2 separate regions of the Homo sapiens genome follow, and region 2 is linked to region 1. Evidence: chromatin contacts called from ENCODE Hi-C or POLR2A ChIA-PET data. All regions are on one chromosome and are shown on one strand. The core of a region is the stretch at or near the end of the contact, and the rest is flanking DNA. Distances in the headings are between cores, read along the strand shown.

Region 1 (5,925 bases), core at 1,250-3,749:
TCACTTGTTCCTTGCCCTAGAAGAAGCTGGTTCCTGAAGCTCCGAAGCTGCTCCACTGGTGAAGTCGAAGGTGTGTGCCCCCAAACCCCCCAACTCGGGGCTCCCAGCCTGGAAGACAGGCAGGGACCTGCCCAGGCTCCCAAAACCTCCAAGTGATTCTGGATGGTGAGAGGGTGGGCAGGACTAGGGGGAGAAGTTTCAGGAGGCTTAAGGGAAATTTTCTGAGAAAGGTCTTCCTATTTATGACTCCCCAGGCCTGTGGCAAGGGGAGGCGAAAAGCTCGAGGGACAGGCCTGAGCCTTAGGACGGGGCCTTGGGCGAGTCCCTGCCTAGCCTTGCTCTTAGGAGCTCAAACCTTTGAGTCTCTCTGGAGACGTATCTTGGCAAGGGATCCCCCATATACCTTGGATATCCCCCAAGGTATCCAAGGGATACCCACAGGAGAGGGAGGTGGACAATGCCTTCTACTGCAGAGCAGCTCGTGTGGTCTCTAGCTTCTGTGTCAAAAGAGGGAGAAAATAAGAGCTCAGGTGTACACGGGCGGGCACAGAAACTCTGGAAGAAACTTAACAGTGGTGCCCTGGGGGGTAGGTGAGAGCTGGATTTAGGAGTGGGACAGATATTTTCCTATATGTGTTTACATATGTATTTGAATCATGTGCATGTTTTCAAAAATTTAAAAATTTAAAAATTTTAATATTGCAACAGCAATAAAGTAGAAATATTCATTTCTTAAAAGAAGGTAGCCAGGGCCGGGAGCGGTGGCTCACATCTGTAATCCTAACACTTTGGGAGGCCGAGGTGGGTGAATCACGAGGTCGGGAGTTCAAGACCAGCCTGACCAACATGGTGAAACCTTGTCTCTACTAAAAATACGAAAAAAGTTAGTCGGGCCTGGTGGCACAAGCCTGTAATCCCAGCTACTCAGGAGGCTGAGGCAGGAGAATCACTTGAACCCGGGAAGTGGAGGTTGCAGTGAGCCAAGATAGTGCCACTGCACTGCAGCCTGGGCAACAGAGCGAGACTCTGTATCAAAAAAAAAAAAAAAAAAAAAAAAAGAAGGTAGCCAGAATGGGAGTAGACAAGGCTCCCTTTGAGAAGGGGCTGAGCAGAGACACTGCTCCCTGCAGGCCACTCAGTGTGGATGCCTTCCTGGGGCCTCACATTGCAGGCTCTGGGTATGGAGGTGGGTGCCAGACACCGGTGTGTTTCCTCCCTGCTACTGTCCCAGCAGGCTCCTGGCCTCCTCCCGCACCCAGGGTGCGGGCCTGGCTGCCCCCCCTTGCCCAGTAGCCAGCCTTTGGCTTAGATTGGGCTGGTGGCCCAGTAGGGGGGCCTCGCTGGGGGCAGGACTGCCCTGTGCCCTGTCTTGGCACCCAGGCCAGCTTGGGGCTCCACGGCCTGGAGCAGGCAGTGGACTTGGCACTGCCCATCGCACAAGCCCAGGTGAGAGCTTAAAAGTTGTCATGGTTCCATCAACCTCTTCACCAGACAGTGGGAAGACCCAGCTCCAGAGGGCCAGGTGGTTCCCCTGCAGTGACTTGCAAGGTGTTATTTACAGAGGGGACCCATGTGTTGGATGAATCATCCAAAAAACCCAGGAGTAGTTTCTATTCCTGTAGACACCTGAAAGTCCCAGCACGCATAGCTTTTAAAAATTGCTTGTGTTTGGTCCTCCGACAGGGCCTCCCAGCACCTCCAGGGCATGAGAGCTGCATCTGCCGGGGTAGTTTCAGCCCAGACTTTCCTGATGGGCTGGAATCTATGAGGGCTCCCAGCTAAGAGCCACCCAGGCCCACGGGTGAGTCTCAGCCCTCCCAGCCCTGAAGGTGGGAGATGCCAGGGAAATCTCTGCTTGCAGGGCCCTAGGAAGCCACAGGCCCAAGGCTGCCCCAAATCTCTGTGCAGGCCTGGGACAGAGAAGCCGAGGCTGGGGAACCTGTGGGGCCCCACTGACCATTCTTGCAGACACACATGCAGTGGCTGAGGTCTCCTCCGACGCTAGGCACGCAAGTCCTAACCTGCAAGTACTAAATAGCACCACCTTCCTTTCCTTTCTGTGGGCAGCAGTTTCAAATCCTAAACCCCCAAAGTGCTGGAAGCCACGACGGCCCTTGGCAGGTGCTGAGAATGGCTGCCCCTGTGTGGTGCCCCTGTTAGGGTGTCTGGGGTGCGTAGGAGGCTTCCTCCTCCAGAGGCTTCCCAGGGCTTGACACATGCAGTGTGATTTTTGGCTTTTTGGTTTTTTGTTTTGTTTTTTGGAGCTGCGGGAGGGGGGCGTGCAGATCTTCCAAGAGGGCGGGAGAGTGTAGACCCTCCTCCTGGAAACTGCTCCCCATGTCCACACTCTAGTTCCACACAGCCTCTCTGTAGACCCCAGAGCAAGAGCCCCTAAGCCAGACAGGGTGACACTGGAGCGGCTCAAAGAGCATCTGGTCCCACCCCTTTATTTCACTCACAAGGAAGTCGAGACCCAGAGAGGGGAAGTGACTCTCCCCAGAACAGGCTGACAGCCAGGCCTGGAGGAGAAATGACATCTCTCAGCCCTCTCAGCTGCACCGGACCACCAACAGGTAACAGCCTCTGGGCCATTTAGAGAAACTAAGGCACGGAGCCTCCAACCTGACCTTGCTCTTGTGGACTGCAGGTAACTCTCCTAAGATCAGTGGGGCTTGTGTGGGCCTGGGCTTTGTGCACACCTGTCCCAACTCAGCGAGCAGTCCCAGGTGTCAGGGCAGCGGCAGCCTCCAGGCAGCCTCCGTGACAGCAGCAGCGGCAGGCAGACCTGGTTTGTCCCCGATTACGAGTGACATTTTTCTACGAACCCTCAACTTCCTCCTGATCTGACTCAGGGTTGCAGCATCATGTCGGGTCGGGAAACCTCCCCATAGGCAGCCTGGGAGCCTTCCCGGGGCATGTAGCTCACGTGCCACCGCCCTCCACCAAGCCCGCCGCCCATTCCCCAGAATCTTGTTGGGAAACCACCAAGCGCCCGAGATGACACACTCTCAGGGATCATCCTGCAGCCCTGAGCAAGTGCTTACTGGGGACCAGAAGGAGCCTGGGAGCCCAGGCTCACCCACTCACCAGCTGCGTAATTTCTCTAGCCTCCGTTTACCTCTCTGGGGCATGAGGCAATACACGGTTTCTTCCTCACGGGGCGCTCAAGGGCAGTAAATGATGGAGAGGAAAGCCCTGGTTGCTATCCTACATTATAGCTGCATTGTTCTCTAACCCTAGCCAAGTGTCTCTTGGAGAGGCTGGGCGGGAAGACACAGCAGCACTTAGAACCCTGAACATTCTAGATTCTTCCCTGAGAGTGAGAACACAAAGTCAGGACATGTCTGGCTGGCCTGGCTTCACCTGGGCTTTGTGCTGCCCGAGGCAGTGGGGATGAGAGGACAGGGCAGGGCAAAGTGCCGCCCACAGCTCTGTGGAAGGCAAGGTTTGCCTTTGGTTCTGAGCGGCTGTCCCAGCTGTAAAGGGAGCACCAGTCACTGTGGAGCTGCAGCAGACCTGGCCATTTGTTCCGTCATTTCTTCACCCCCTCTTTCATGCAATAAGACCTTCCCAACGACAAACTGTATGTGAGGCTCGGTGATAAAGGTGAAAGGGACATGGTCCTGGTCCTGGGGTTGCTGGAGGACAGCAGGGACACGCTCCCCCTGGGATACACAGAGGACTTTTCAAGGCACCCACTCAGGACTGCACTGGGAAAACCACATCAGATGATGTGGGTGAACCTGGGAAGTGGGCATTTCAAGGAAGAGGTGGGATTTTTAGCAGTGGAGGAGAGAGTCCAAGGAGAAAGAGGAGCATGAGCATGCAAAGAAGTGAGGAGGGGGCTTGGCAACTCCTGGATCCCAGATGCTCTTGCTTGTGATGCTGATGGGGGCCAGGGTGAGCGAGGAGGAGAGACTCAGAACATGAGTTCCAGCTGGTCCCTCACGGCCTTTTTGACCTTGGGTAGAATCTTTAACATCTCTAAGCCTTACTGTCCTTATCTGTAAAATGGGCATAATTAGGGCAATCTCCTAGGAGTGTCCTGAGTTCCCATCGTAGATCACTGAGCACACTGCTGGCCACCTTTCACGTCCCCAAGCCGGCCCCTCCCCTCTCCCAGCCCCACTCCAACCCCCCAGCCCAAGCTCCAGCAACATTCAGGCATTGGGGAGATTGTGGTCATGTGCTCTGTCCCCTCTGTGTCCTGTTCCTTCTTCTATCGTGGCCCCCAGAAGCCCAGCTCAGGCACAGGCGGATGACTTTATTCACACTATGGTGTTACTGGTGGATACGCTGTGTATTCTAACTGCGGCATTTTTGGGGGAGTATTCCAGGGCTCCTCAAATCCATCCCTGCGGCTGTGCCAATGCTGCTTTTTTAGGCTCTGGCCCTGCCATCTCTGAGGTGGCTCACGCTGCAATGCTCTGTGCAGATAACAGCCTGGCAGCTGCAGGAAGGGCCACCTTCTCAGTTGCAACCCTCCTTAGGGTTGTGATCTTCTTGTTGCTTGTGTTCTCTGGAAAGTCCAGGCCACAGAGGGAAGAAAGGTAGGTCTGGTGTGGAGCCACATAGCTGGGTTTCGAGGTCTCAGCTGTGCAGGCAAAGCCACAGGGCTGCCGCAAGTGGGACACTGGATCCTTGAGGGTGTGGGCGGATGAGGGTACCATGGACCACTGGCAGTTGCGGGAATCCCAGCTGCAGAATGTGTAGAGTCAGCAATTAAGAACCAGCACAGGCCGGGTGCTCGGGCTCACGCCTGTAATCCCAGCAGTTTGGGAGGCAGAGGCAAGAGGATTGCTCGATCCCAGAAATTTGAGGCCAGCCTGGGCAACACAGTAAGACCTTGTCTCTACAAAAAATAAAAAATTAGGCCAGGAGCGATGGCTCACACCCGTAATCCCAGCACTTTGGGAGGCAGGTGGATCACCTGAGGTCGGGAGTTCGAGACCAGCCTGACCAACATAGAGAAACGCTGTATCTACGAAAAATACAAAATTAGCCGGGCGTGGTGGCACATGCCTGTAATCCCATCTACTCAGGAGCCTGAGGCAGGAGAATTGCTTGAACCTGGGAGGCAGAGGTTGCAGTGAGCCGAGATCACACCATTGCACCCCAGCCTGGGCAACAAGAGTGAAACTCCATCTCAAAAATAAATAAATAAATAAAAATAAATTTTAAAATCAAAAAATAAAAAATTAATTGGGTATGGTGATGCATGCCTGTAGTCCCAGCTACTCGGAGGGCTGAGGTGGGAGGATTGCTTGAGCCTGGGAAGTTGAGGTTGCAGTGAACCTCAATTGTGCCACTGCACTCCAGCCTGGGTGACAAAGCAAGATGCTAACTTAAACAAACAAACAAATCAGCACATTGAGGCCAGGGCTCCGGGCTCGGGGCTGAGCAGGGCCTTGAGGATGGAAGAAATGAGACGGAAACCCCCAAGCAGAGGGAGCCAGGAGGAGAAGCAAGGCCTCTGTGCTCCACCCCAGTCCCTTTCCACACGTCACATACTTTCTCTCCTTTTCACCAAACATTGGAAAACAGCCTTATATTGAAAGGAGATTCTACTTCAGGGTTAAAAATCAACAAACAAAAACACCCTTCAGTAAGACACGGCTGTGTGCATGAATTCCCTCTACAGCACCCTGGATAAGCACATAGCCCTGCCTTTGCTTGCATACCTCTGGTGACAGAGAGCCCTCCACATGACGAGGCTGCTTTGCTTTGTCTACTCTCAGACACTCTGGCTGCGAGATAGGTTTGCTTTCTGCAGCACCTGGAACCCATTCCTTTTCTGACCCTGTGAAGTCTTATGGTGGAACACGTCACGATCACTGGAGGATGGATGACCTTGTGCCTTTCCCTCTAGGGATTAGGAGCATCTCTAGGCCTTTCTGCATCTTCTCCCATGCTGTGGTTCCCTAG
Region 2 (5,925 bases), core at 1,043-3,542, 590 kb before region 1:
TGATGGCACCACTGCACTCCAGCCTGGGTGAGAGCAAGTTCTTGTCTCAAACAACAACAACAACAACAAAAAACTCCCAAAATTTGCAATAAAGATTAACGTATATGTCTCTCCAGCAGTTTGAATGCTCTCTATGTTAGACACATGCAAGTGGATTTGCTAAAGGAAGGAATGAGTATTTTTACCTTTACTAAAACTGCCAAATTTCTCTCCAAGTGTTTGTAACAATTTGCCCTTTTACCAGTTTCTCCACAATCCCCAAACACTCGTAATTTCTGTCACTCTGACAGATAAAGTATCTTATTAAGTTGCATTTCCCTAATGGTTGTATAGTTGAGCATGTCTTCATTCTTTGCCACTCAAATTTCTCCTGAAAATGGCTTTTCATATCCTTCAGCCATTTTTGTTTTTTTCTTGATTTGTATTTCATTCATATTACAATATTAAATTTGTTTTGTATATGTTACAAATATTTCTAATTTGTTCCTTATGTTTTAAACTGGTTTATAGAAACTCCTGCATCCAGCAGTTGTAAATTGTAATGTGGTCAAATCTGTCATCATTTCGTTGGTAGGGGAGAAAATATTTTCCTCTCCCATCTTAAGGGTTATGGCTGACACCCCTATAACAAGGTTAATGAGAGAAAGGCATAACAAATTTAAAGTCTTATGTGACACAGGAACCTTAAGAAACGAAGACCCCATGACCTAAAGAAAACTGTATTTTTATGCTAAGTCTGATGAAAGAAGTAGATAGTTGTGCAGAAACATGATTGGACAAAAGGGGCATCATCTAATGGTCATACATAGGGGTGGGAGGAGACTTCGGCATGGCCCGTTTGCTCAGATTCTTTCTTGCGTCTCTGCATGACACTTCTCCTCCCCAGGTATGGCACAAGACTCCTCTGGAATGAGGGTCTTACAACCTACTTCACATGAGGTAGGCCAGTGAATTCCTTTATGACCCTGCTTTATGGGAGGGAGCAGATTACTTACAGAGACCTTGCTTCTGTGGTTTTCTCAACTGCCAAGGTGCCATATTTTGGCACATTTATGGATTTTGCTTGTGACTTATCCTGTCCTTGTTATTGATTTTAATAATACTTCCTGGCAGGGAGTGGTGATTCAATTTGCTAATACTTTATTTGAACCCTGCATCTGTTCTTAAATGAAATGGGCTTTTGCCTTTTCTTCAGTTGTTCTTGATCAGATATATATAATATTTTCTTAAAATATTTGGGCTAATCTCATAAAGTTAGCTAGGTAACAAGAGTTTGGTGAGGTACCAAATCTAAAACAGGTAGGCAGATTGTTTTTTCTATTCTCATTCTTTCCCAGTTTGGGTCTTTCTGAAGCTAGGATAAGGCCAGGGCTCCTTACTCAAGATCACCCTTCCCTATCCCCTAAAAACACACACAATATCCCCAAAGTGTCACTGTTCAAGTTCCAACATGGGGCTAACTCCGAGGAGCTTGATCCTCCTACTGGGGCTACTGGTGTTAATGGCCATGAGGCCTTGTGAGAGCACATGTTCATGACAGTCCAACTCAAAAAACTACGAGAGTATTAAGTGATGGAGAATTAAACCTTAACTACCGAGCCTCAACTTCTTTAAATGAAAAATGAAACTTTTACCATCTAAGTCACACGTGTGTTTTGAGACGTCCATGATAAAATTTTGAAAAAGCACCCAGTACGCTGGGTGGCACAAACACGCAGCGGGCGAGGGCCCCTACAGCAGCGACAGCCTTAACGGAGAGACCCTCAGCTGTCGTCTCAGTGCCTCCTTCACGGCTGGAAACGGCGAGGACGCTAACATAGCCCTCACTGGGCGGGACGCGACTTAAACGGTTTAACGACCCCGAGCGCTGGGGTCCGTAACGGCGCCGACACACGCGCCCTTACGGACTGGTCGCTTTTAACGAGTGCTATTCACTTTCCGACTGCCCCTCCGCCATGGAGCGTCGCACCGCGTGACCGTCACCAACTCCTCGAACTCTGGGGCACCTCGGCCTTCTCCCGCGCCAACCTGGCGCGAAGACCTGGGACACCGCGCGCACCTGGACCAGCGAACCCAAAACCCCGCCTCCCGCGCTAGACCGCAGCAAAATGTCCGCTCCACGCGCAGGCGCAGCACGTGCGGCCCCCCCTCCACCCCGGCTCAAGACTCACGCCCCCAGGCTCCCGCACCGCCCGCCCCTCCCAGGGTCGCGGCTCAGGATTGGTTCAGGGGTTGCGCGGGCTCTGATTGGGCGAGGCGGAGTCACCAGGGCGCCGTATCTTTACGTGGCCGTCTTCCCCGCGCGCCTTGGATCTGGGGCAATAGCTGAGAGGGCGTCACCAGCGTGTCGGCGCCTGCGGTTTTCTTCGGGCTGTCCCCAGGCGTCGTGCCCGCGTCCGTCACGCGCGGTGGCTTGCAGGGGCGCACCGCGACAGCCTTAAAGGAAAACCTGTTAGGGACAAGGGCTGCTGTGGGCAGCGAGGGTTATAGACTCATGTGTGTTCTGAATTCTGGTGGGGGTAGTGATGGACGCTGACCCAGTTCACAGAATTATCTGACTGGCGAAGTAAAGGTACTTGAATTGCAGGTACTGTTTTTGGCCCTTTGTCCCCTGTATTTTGGCCCAATGTGCTTCCATTTGAGTAGTCTGTAGTGGAACTATATATATATTTTTTAAACAGTTACTTGAAAACACGTGACGGATCAGAATGAGAGGAATAGGAAGGAATTCCTGGGAATTTGTCTTTTTTTTTTTTTTTTTTTTTCTTAAGGAGTTTCCACTTATCGATTGTGGCAAAAGAAGAGGTATGGGAGACCTCACCTACAACATCAAAAATCACCTTTTGTATTTGTTTTTCTGTTCGCTGGTGTGAGTAAAAGATACCAAATGAAAATTAAAAGTTAAGATGAGGCCTAACATAAGTTTATTCCAAATGCCAGTTTACTGTTGGAAATACCAGAGACAAAACGTGCCTGGCTTGGAATGTGTGAAGGCCTTGTCATGTGCCTAATAATAATCTTGTCTATTTTGAGCAGGAAAAAAGGTCAAGGTGAACTGAAGAAAATAAGTCTTTCCCCAAAGGAGGTAGAAGATGGGGAAGATGAGATGTCAGAAGCTAAGGACAATGGCAGTAGAGATGAGGTAATTATATGTACAGAGTTGAGCAGAGTAGAATTTATTATTAATGCCAACAATTAAAATCCAGAGTAAAGCAGTTAAACTGCATTGTTTAATCTCAAAAGTTGGCCGGGCTGGGTGGCCGTCGCCTGTAATCCCAGCACTCTGGGAGGCAGAGGAGGGTGGGTCGCTTAAGCTCAGGAGTTTGAGACCAGCCTGGGCAACATCGTGAAACCCGTCTCTACTAAAAATACAGAAATTAGCCGAACGTGGTGTCTCCCACCTGTAGTCCCAGCCACTCGGGAGGCTGAGGCAGGAGAATTGCTTGAACCCGGGAGGCGGAGGTTGTAGTGAGCGTGCCACTGCACTGCAGCCTGGGAGACAGAGTCGGTCTCAAAGCAAAAAAACAAAAACAAAAACAAAAAACACAAACCTCAAAAGTGCTATTGCAAACACTTTTCAACTAGTATTACAAGTCCACACTAAACTGGATACCAAAACCTGACCAGGTCATTTTGAGAAATCACAGACCACTCTCTCTTTAATGAGCATAGATACAAAAATTCCAGAAATATTAGCAAATTGAATATCAATGTTATGCAAAGAGTAATACATCATAATGTATCGTGACCAAGTGTGGGTTATTTTGGGAATGCCAAGGTGTTCTTTGTTTGTAAAGTGATACTGGTTTTCTGGTAATACTGGTTTAAATCTCTTCATTCTTTAAATTGATTCATTAAAATCCATTCATTTATGGCCCAGGAGGGCGGTGCTTTCCCTCAGCCCTGCCTGGCTGTTTTAAATTAAAAAATAAAAAAGAAAAAAAAAGTCTATTACTTTGTGTACCTGCCAAACATGTTTTCATATTTCTTCTTTTGACATAGTCCTCACTATGTTCTTCTGAGAGTCTCTCCTTTGGAATTTGAAAATAGATAGGTTTAAGTTGAGTCCTGAAAGAATTAAGGTGGGTTAGTGGGTACACAGCTAATGAATATGGAATGTTTCACATGTGCAGCCATTGTACAAGGGCTTTATGCCAGGGGTCCCCAAGCCCTGGGCCACAGACTGGTCTATGGCCTGTTATGAACCAGGCCGCACAGCAGGAGGTGAGTGGTGGGCAAGTGAGGGAAGCTTCATCTGAATTTACAGCTGCCTCCCCATTGCTTGCATTACTGCCTGAGCTCCGCCTCCTGTCAGATCAGCTGCAGCAATAGCGTCTCATAGGAACACAGACCCTATTGTGAACTGCGCATGTGAGGAATCTAGGTTGTACGCTCCTTATGAGAATCTAATGCCTGATGATTTGTCACTGTCTCCCATCACCCCCAGATGGGACTGTCTAGTTGCAGGAAAACAAGCTCAGGGCACCCACTGATTCTACATTATGTTGAGTTGTATTTCATTATATATTACAATGTAATAACAGAAATAAAGTGCACAATCAATGTAATGTACTTGAATCATCCCTCTCCCCTCCCACCGGATGCATGAAAAATTGTCATCCACAAAACCGGTCCCTGGTGCCAAAAAGGTTTGGGACCACTGCTTTATACATTGGTTCATTTCATCCTCACTGTGACCGGGTTAGGTAGGCATCATATAGCTCCATTTTTTAGACAAGAAAGTGTGCTCGCTTCGGCAGCACATATACTAAAATTAGACAAGAAAGCAGATTTAGCCATTAACCAGCTTGCTCATGTTTCCAGAACTAGTAAGTGACAGCCAGGGTTATACATAGGTCTGCTGAATCCAAACCCCCTATACCTTCCCCATTCATTTCTCAGTCTTCTCCTAAGCAGCTTGTTCTGAGAGGCAGATAGCATTTATTTGTTGTCCATTTTGAGCAGCTGGTTGTGTGATAGAAACTTTCTTCAACCCTCTTCAGTCTAATTGTTTTAATTAATCAAATGTAAAAGTGGGTTTTGGGTGCCCTTGTCACACACACTTATTAGGGATGATGGACTTGTTAATTTACTTGACTGTAGTAACCATTTTGCCATAAGTATATTAAAACAGTTATACACTTTATACAATTTTTTAAAAAGTAAAAGTAGGGAAATCATGAAAATTATCCATCCATACCTTTTGATTTTAATTTAAGACATTATGTATTCTTTTGGCAATATTTTGATACAGGACCAAGGCCTTATCTTTGAGTCCACTGCTGGAGTAGCTTATCTTCCCTGCATAAAATACACACATAATGCATCTTCTGCAATTTAAAGTTTGTTTCTTTAAAGCAAAGGAAAACTCTAACATCCTAGTAAGTAAAGCAGTTTGAATACAGATTCCCACAGTTTTACAGCTTTTCCCATTCTTTTATGGTTGCTCATGCACCCTTAACTTGATTGCAGTTTTTTAAGCTTTATCAAGTACCTCCAAAGCACTGAAGTTTGTTTTCATAGACTCAATAACTTTTTGCACTTATTTTATTTTATTTTTTGAGATGGAGTCTCACTTTTGTTGCCCAGGCTTGAGTGCAATGGCTCAGTCTTGGCTCACTGCAACTTCCAGCTCCTGAGTTCAGGTAATTCTTTTGCCTCACCCTCCCAAGTAGCTGGGATTACAGGCATGTGCCACCACGCCCGGCTAATTTTTTATTTTTAGTAGAGATGGGGTTTCATCATGTTGGTCAATCTGGTCTCGAACTCCTCACCTCATGTGATCTGCCCGCCTCGGCCTCCCAAAGTGTTGGGATTATAGGTGTGAGCCACTGCACCCCACCCTTTTTGCGTTGATGGTATTGGTTTATGTGATGTTTAGTTAATTTTGCAGTTGAAACTGCAAATACAGGTTAGCAAACAACA

Evidence for each region. Hi-C counts contacts between places; a loop is a spot of excess contacts on that map. ChIA-PET counts read pairs that join two places held with the same protein, here RNA polymerase II (POLR2A). Pooled maps may share reads with other maps.
Region 2: a pooled map shows a loop between it and region 1 (4-fold over the local background). The contact joins the promoter of LINC00471 here to the promoter of GPR55 in region 1. A Hi-C loop is called at or near these places in 2 of 50 pooled maps. POLR2A ChIA-PET finds 5 or more read pairs at or near these places in 2 of 52 experiments (GM12878 and naive thymus-derived CD4-positive, alpha-beta T cell).

What each region holds. Positions count from the first base shown.
Region 1 is chr2:230,921,816-230,927,740 of GRCh38, reverse strand. It overlaps GPR55 (G protein-coupled receptor 55), which reads left to right and starts at 2,499. Exons shown (of 2, transcript NM_005683.4): 1 at 2,499-2,573. RefSeq lists a silencer at 1,063-1,242 and enhancers at 1,463-1,692, 2,513-2,562, 2,683-2,802, 2,366-3,154.
Region 2 is chr2:231,510,744-231,516,668 of GRCh38, reverse strand. It overlaps LINC00471 (long intergenic non-protein coding RNA 471), which reads left to right and starts at 2,292. Exons shown (of 5, transcript NR_199863.1): 1 at 2,292-2,572; 2 at 3,037-3,142. RefSeq lists a silencer at 2,060-2,279 and enhancers at 2,390-2,569, 2,140-2,949.